Linked DNA regions of Homo sapiens: region 2 is linked to region 1. The links are chromatin contacts, found by Hi-C or POLR2A ChIA-PET in ENCODE. All regions are on one chromosome and are shown on one strand. Each heading gives the region's core, a stretch centred on a gene start or an enhancer-like site at or near the end of the contact. The rest is flanking DNA. Distances are from core to core; before and after follow the strand shown. Region 1 overlaps PITPNM2 (phosphatidylinositol transfer protein membrane associated 2). Region 2 overlaps RILPL2 (Rab interacting lysosomal protein like 2).

Evidence for each region. Hi-C counts contacts between places; a loop is a spot of excess contacts on that map. ChIA-PET counts read pairs that join two places held with the same protein, here RNA polymerase II (POLR2A). Pooled maps may share reads with other maps.
Region 2: a loop to region 1 is called in a pooled map, with 2.6 times the contacts of the local background. The contact joins two enhancer-like sites. A Hi-C loop is called at or near these places in 1 of 50 pooled maps. POLR2A ChIA-PET finds 5 or more read pairs at or near these places in 2 of 52 experiments (GM10248 and GM12878).

What each region holds. Positions count from the first base shown.
Region 1 is chr12:123,042,320-123,045,019 of GRCh38, forward strand. All of the region lies in intron 2 of PITPNM2 (phosphatidylinositol transfer protein membrane associated 2), which reads right to left. Among named protein-coding and RNA genes, the nearest start is that of MIR4304, 33 kb to the left of the region's middle. RefSeq lists an enhancer at 1,231-1,810. Within about 2 kb of position 1,317, at least 14 of the 41 ENCODE cell types and tissues checked have a DNase peak (open chromatin) inside an H3K27ac peak, as active enhancers do.
Region 2 is chr12:123,425,786-123,428,485 of GRCh38, forward strand. The region is part of intron 2 of RILPL2 (Rab interacting lysosomal protein like 2); the gene reads right to left. Among named protein-coding and RNA genes, the nearest start is that of RILPL2, 9.5 kb to the right of the region's middle. RefSeq lists enhancers at 1,369-1,618, 1,689-1,798, 2,129-2,208, 2,229-2,278. Within about 2 kb of position 1,451, at least 7 of the 41 ENCODE cell types and tissues checked have a DNase peak (open chromatin) inside an H3K27ac peak, as active enhancers do.

The DNA.
Region 1 (2,700 bases), core at 67-2,566:
TTGGCCCAGGACGAGGCGACGTGGACAGCTCCTTTAAGCGGAGGCCATGAGACACCCTGACTGGGAGGGGAAGCACGAGAATTGTGTTTATAGAACTTAATCTGTTTTTCCATGATTAGCAGGGGTCTGACGTCACAGATGGAATTTAGTGAGGCTGTGCAAAGTTAAGGGGGGATGGAATCCATCCCAACGCAGTTCAGCTGCATTCTGGTTACTAAGTCTGGAAGCTACTCCAAGCCAAGCCAGCGGGAGCCCCGGTTTTTGCAGTAGTGGGAAGCGAGGGAGCCACCGGCAGGTCTGGGGGCCTGGGACTCAGGACTGTGGGTATCCATAACCTCCTTCTGCCTCCCTTGAGTCCCTCTCCTCTTGCTCTAAGAGAGCTTCCTTCTGCTCTCTGCTTCCCAAACCTACTGGTTCCCAATCAGGAGCTGAAGCAGGCAATGGTAAAAGTACTTCCTCTCCAGATGCAGCCAGACAAGGCTCCCCAGGCCTCCCCTAACCATCTATGTGTATCCAGGGACCCAAAGCTCTGGATGAATGGGAGGCAGCACAGACGGATAAGGGGCTGTTCTTTGTCCAGCAACCATCCCCTTATGCCTGGGCTGGGGTTGCAGGAGTGTGTGGCTGCTCTGAAGGTGTGTGTTATGAGGTTAGCACTGATCAGCTGCCTCTCTGTGTCCTGGAGCTGAAAGCAGGAGAGGTCACAGACCCACAGAATCGTCCAATCCCTGCCCCAGAGTAGTTCCACCTTTATGTGTTAGACACTGGGCTTCCAGCAGAGATTTCTTTTGAAGAAAGGATTTCTGGGCTAAGAAACAAGCAGAGGACCCTGCTGCAGGCCAACCCTCCCCTTACAAATGAGGAGACTAAGGCTCAGGAAGCAGGCAGAGAGCTGGGTTGGGAACCAGGACCCTGACTCCCAGCTTCTCCCTCCACCCAGCCACAAACTCCCAGGCATTAGAGGAGAAAAGTGACACAGAAAGAGCTTCAGGTTCATGAGGCAGGGGTGGCCAGGCTGGAAGGGCAAGGACCAAGGAGACTTTGAGCAGGAGGACACAGCTCCTACCCCCACCCCCCACAGATTCCTTGACACCTTTAAGCAGGACCTGACTCCTTCCTCTAACGCTGGCCTGGGCAGTGAAGAGGGGGTCCCAGAGAGCTTTAAAGCCCTGGGCACTGCGGCAGTTACCCCAAATCCCACAGAAAGTCATAAATCTCACCATTGTACACCTGGAGTGCCAAGCTGGGGCAACTGCCAAGCCACTGCAGGAGTTGGTCACCAGATCCCACAGCACAGCGGCCACCTGGGGGCACCGTGGGGCTTGCAGTGCTCTGCAGCTCCAGGAGCAGGAGTGGGATGTTAGAGTTAAGTTATGAGGCATCGCTATGTAATGCCTCAACCCAAACAACAGACCCAGGGAAGCAGTGGTACAGACCACAGAGCAGGCTCCGAGAGGGCGCATCCTGCTCAAGGACTGCGGCAAGGCAAGGGGGCCCTGTTTTTATGACTCCTCCTCCCTGGCTGTGGCTATCAGCATGGCAACCTCAGTTGGGTGGAAACGGGCACAAATGTGCATGTGAGGAAATAAGCTTGAAACTCAGAGCCTCCAAGATGATAAGCATGGCATGAAGGAGAATTATTTGGAACTCACCTCCTACCCTGGTCCTCTAGGGACCCTGCTGGTCACAGAGCTACTACCACCACCACACTGGCCTCCAGGGTTGGTGCTCCCCTAATTTAACACTGAGTATGGCTGAAATAAGACTGGGCCCTTAAACAAAATGCCACGGGAGGCTTAGATGTGACAACAGAAACAAGCCCAGAGGGGACCTTGGCCCCAGCAGTTAGGGTCTAAGCTGTGGCTACAAAATCGTAGGCTGGGGTTTGCTCAGGGGCCTTCCTTTCTCACTCCTGGTCACCTCCCTGAGGCCACCACCATTTCAGCAGCAGCACCCAGACCATCCTCCTACATAAGAAGTGCCAGGGCTTTTCAGGAGGCCACTGGCCTTAGAAATGGCCAGTCCTTTAGGGGTGAAAGGTCTCAGCTTCTGGGGCATGCAGAAGGGAGGGCCCCCTGAGATGCTTAGAGGCTGAGAGCCTGTTGGCAGAGAGCTGGCTGTGCTGCAGGCCCTGTCCCAAAGCAAAACTCAGCTCAATCAATTCTCCAGGGAAATCAGAGCTTTCCGGAACCATCCAAGACACCAGAGTTGATAAGAGGCACTGCTGAGATTTTCACCTGGGTTACTCCTGAACTGGTGATAAGCCCTTGTGATGACAGAGTAGATACATAATGAGAATACAAAGGCCCCTGAGTGCTTACTCCTCTGGGCCAGCCTTCAAAACTCTGACAGGACACTCCAGGAGGGCACAGCTCCTGCAGTCCTACTTCAGTGATTCAGTTCCTTCACTATTTCCCACTCCTGATTTTATACCTTCTCTCCATCTTGAGTCTTCGTTACTTTTTTATCATTAATTTTTTTGGAGATGGAGTCTCACTCTTTACCCAGGCTAGATAGAACACAGTGGCGTGATCTTAGCTCACTGCAGCCTCCAACTCCTGGGCTCAAGCGATCTTCCTGCCTCAGCCTCCTTAAGTAGCTGGGACCACAGGCATGTGTACCATGCCTGGCTCCAGTCTTCTTTGTTTCCTCAAATTCCCATCATCAAATGGACCAACCCATTGCACCAATCCACTAGCT
Region 2 (2,700 bases), core at 201-2,700, 380 kb after region 1:
ATTACAGGTGCACGCCACCATGCCTGGCTAATTTTTTTGTATATTTAGTAGAGATGAGATTTCACCATGTTGGCCAGACTGGTCTCGAACTCCTGACCTCAGGCAATCTGCCTGCCTCGGCCTCCCAAAGTGCTGGGATTACAGGCGTGAGCCACTGTGCTCAGCCATTTCTTAATATTGTTATCAATAATTAAAAAAAATTTTTTTGAGACAGGGTCTTGATCCATTGCCCAGGCTCATCTTGAACTCCTAGGCTCAAGTGTTCCTCCTGTCCCAAACTCCCAAAGTGTTGGGATTACAGGCATGAGCCACCAAACCCGGCCTAAATTTTTGTAATTACAAAATATTATATTATTTATATTCTAATTTTATTTTATTTTTGAGACAGAGTCTCACTCTATCACCCAGGCTGGAGTGCAGTGGCAAAATCTCTGCTCATTGCAACCTCCGCCTCCTGGGTTCAAGTGATTCTTGTGCCTCAGCCTTTTCAGTAGCTGGGATTACAGGTGTGTACCACCACACCCGGCTAATTTTTGTATTTTTAGTATTGACGGAGTTTTGCCATGTTGGCCAGGCTGGTGTTGATTGAACTCCTGACCTCAGGTGATCCACCCACGTTGTCCTCCCAAAGTGTTGGGATTACAGGTGTGAGCCACCTGCCCAGCTGATATTTTATTATAGATACTTATTATAATAATGATTTAACAAGAAGCATCATCTAAAATTTCCATTTTTCCATGATCTATTATTACATAAATTAAACTTGGTGACTAAAAACAGTGGTGACATGATCTCCAATGATGACTCTTTCTTTCTTTCTTTTTTTTCTTTTTTTGAGATGGAGTCTCGCTGTCGCCCAGGCTGGAGTGCAGTGGCGCGATCTCGGCTCACTGCAGGCTCTGCCCCCCGGGGCTCACGCCATCCTCCTGCCTCAGCCTCCCGAGTAGCTGGGACTACAGGTGCCCGCCACCTCGTCTGGCTAATTTTTTTATATTTTTAGTAGAGACGGGGTTTCACTGTGTTAGCCAGGATGGTCTCGATCTCCTGACCTCGTGATCTGCCCACCTCGGCCTCCCAAAGTGCTGGGATTACAGGCGTGAGCCACCGCGGCCAGCCGACTCTTTCTTATAATTGGCTTTCTTTTTTTTTTTTTTTAGATCAGATCTCACTGTGTTGCCCAGGCTGGAGTGCAGTTGCTATTCACGGGTGCAATCACTGCCCACTGAAGCCTCAAATTCCTAGTCTCGTGGGATCCTCCTGCCTCAGCCTCCCAAGTAGCTGAGACTACAGGCACTGAGACTATAGGTGCACACTGCTGTGCCTGGCTTCTTATGGTTGGCTCTGTGGTCCACCTGCTAGCCTGAGCTTCTCACTTGGCTGCGTTCAGTGGGCCATTGGCGGAGGGCTGTGCACAGCTGGGGCTGTCAGCAGGTGCGCCCTGGTTCTCCTTCACATGACCTCTCCATGGGACTTCCCCTTGAGCTTCCTCACAGAATGCTGGTCTCAAGGAAGCATTCTAAGAGCACAGAAACAGAAGAAAGGCCTCTTACCAACTTAACCCCAGAGGCCTAACAGCGTCACTTCCACCCTGTTCTCACAGTCAAAGCAAGTCACAGAGCCAGCCTACATGCAAAGAGAGGGAAAACAGAATCCACCTCTTGATGAAAGGAGTGGCAAAGTTTCATTGCAAAAGGTATGCAGGGTGGGAAATACTGCTGTGGCTCTCTTTGGAAGCAACCTACCATATTTCCCTGGAATTATACTTTTTTTTTTTTGAGATACAGTCTCGCTCTGTCACCCAGGCTGGAGTGCAGTGACACATCTCAGCTCACTGCAACCTGCGCCTCCTGGGTACAAGCAATTCTCCTGCCTCAGCCTCCTGAACAGCTGGGACTACAGGTATGAGTCACCACGCCTGGCTAATAATTTTTATATTTTTAATAGAGACGGAGTTTCACCATGTTGCCCAGGCTGATCTCAAACTCCTGACCTCAGGCAATCTGCCTGCCTCGGCCTCCCAAAGTGCTGGGATTACAGGTGTGAGCCACCTCAACCAGCTGTAATCAATTTATTATCAGTATATTATCTGTGTGAGTTTGGACCTTCAAATGGATGCAGTTGCTATGAGAACATCTCAGCTGGCATGCTGGCTTCTCCACAATATATAACACTAGAGACGAAGCAGAATCCTGCCTCTCTTGGCCTGAGCCAGATGGAAAGTGTGCGTCTCTTGTTCTCTGAGAATTCAAAACTAGAAAGAAAGTGTGTGGTTTTGCCCACTAACAAGCTGCTCACGACACCAGCAGCTTGGCAGTTTCTCTTTTTAACTACCTGTGCCTGAACTACTTATTTTATTCTATTTTTTTTCTGAGATGGAGTCTCGCTCTTCCGCCCAGGCTGGAGTGCAGTGGCGAGATGTCGGCTCGCTGCAAGCTCCACCTCCCAGGTTCACACCATTCTCCTGCCTCAGCCTCCCAAGTAGCTGGGACTACAGGCGCCCGCCACCACGCCTGGCTAATTTTTTGTATTTTTATTAGAGACGGGGTTTCACCGTGTTAGCCAGGCTGGTCTCGATCTCCTGACCTTGTGATCCACCCACCTCGGCCTCCCAAAGTGCTGGGATTACAGGCGTGAGCCACCGCGCCCGGCCCTGAATTACTTACTAAATGAGACAAAGGTCTTTCCATGAACACGGTTCCA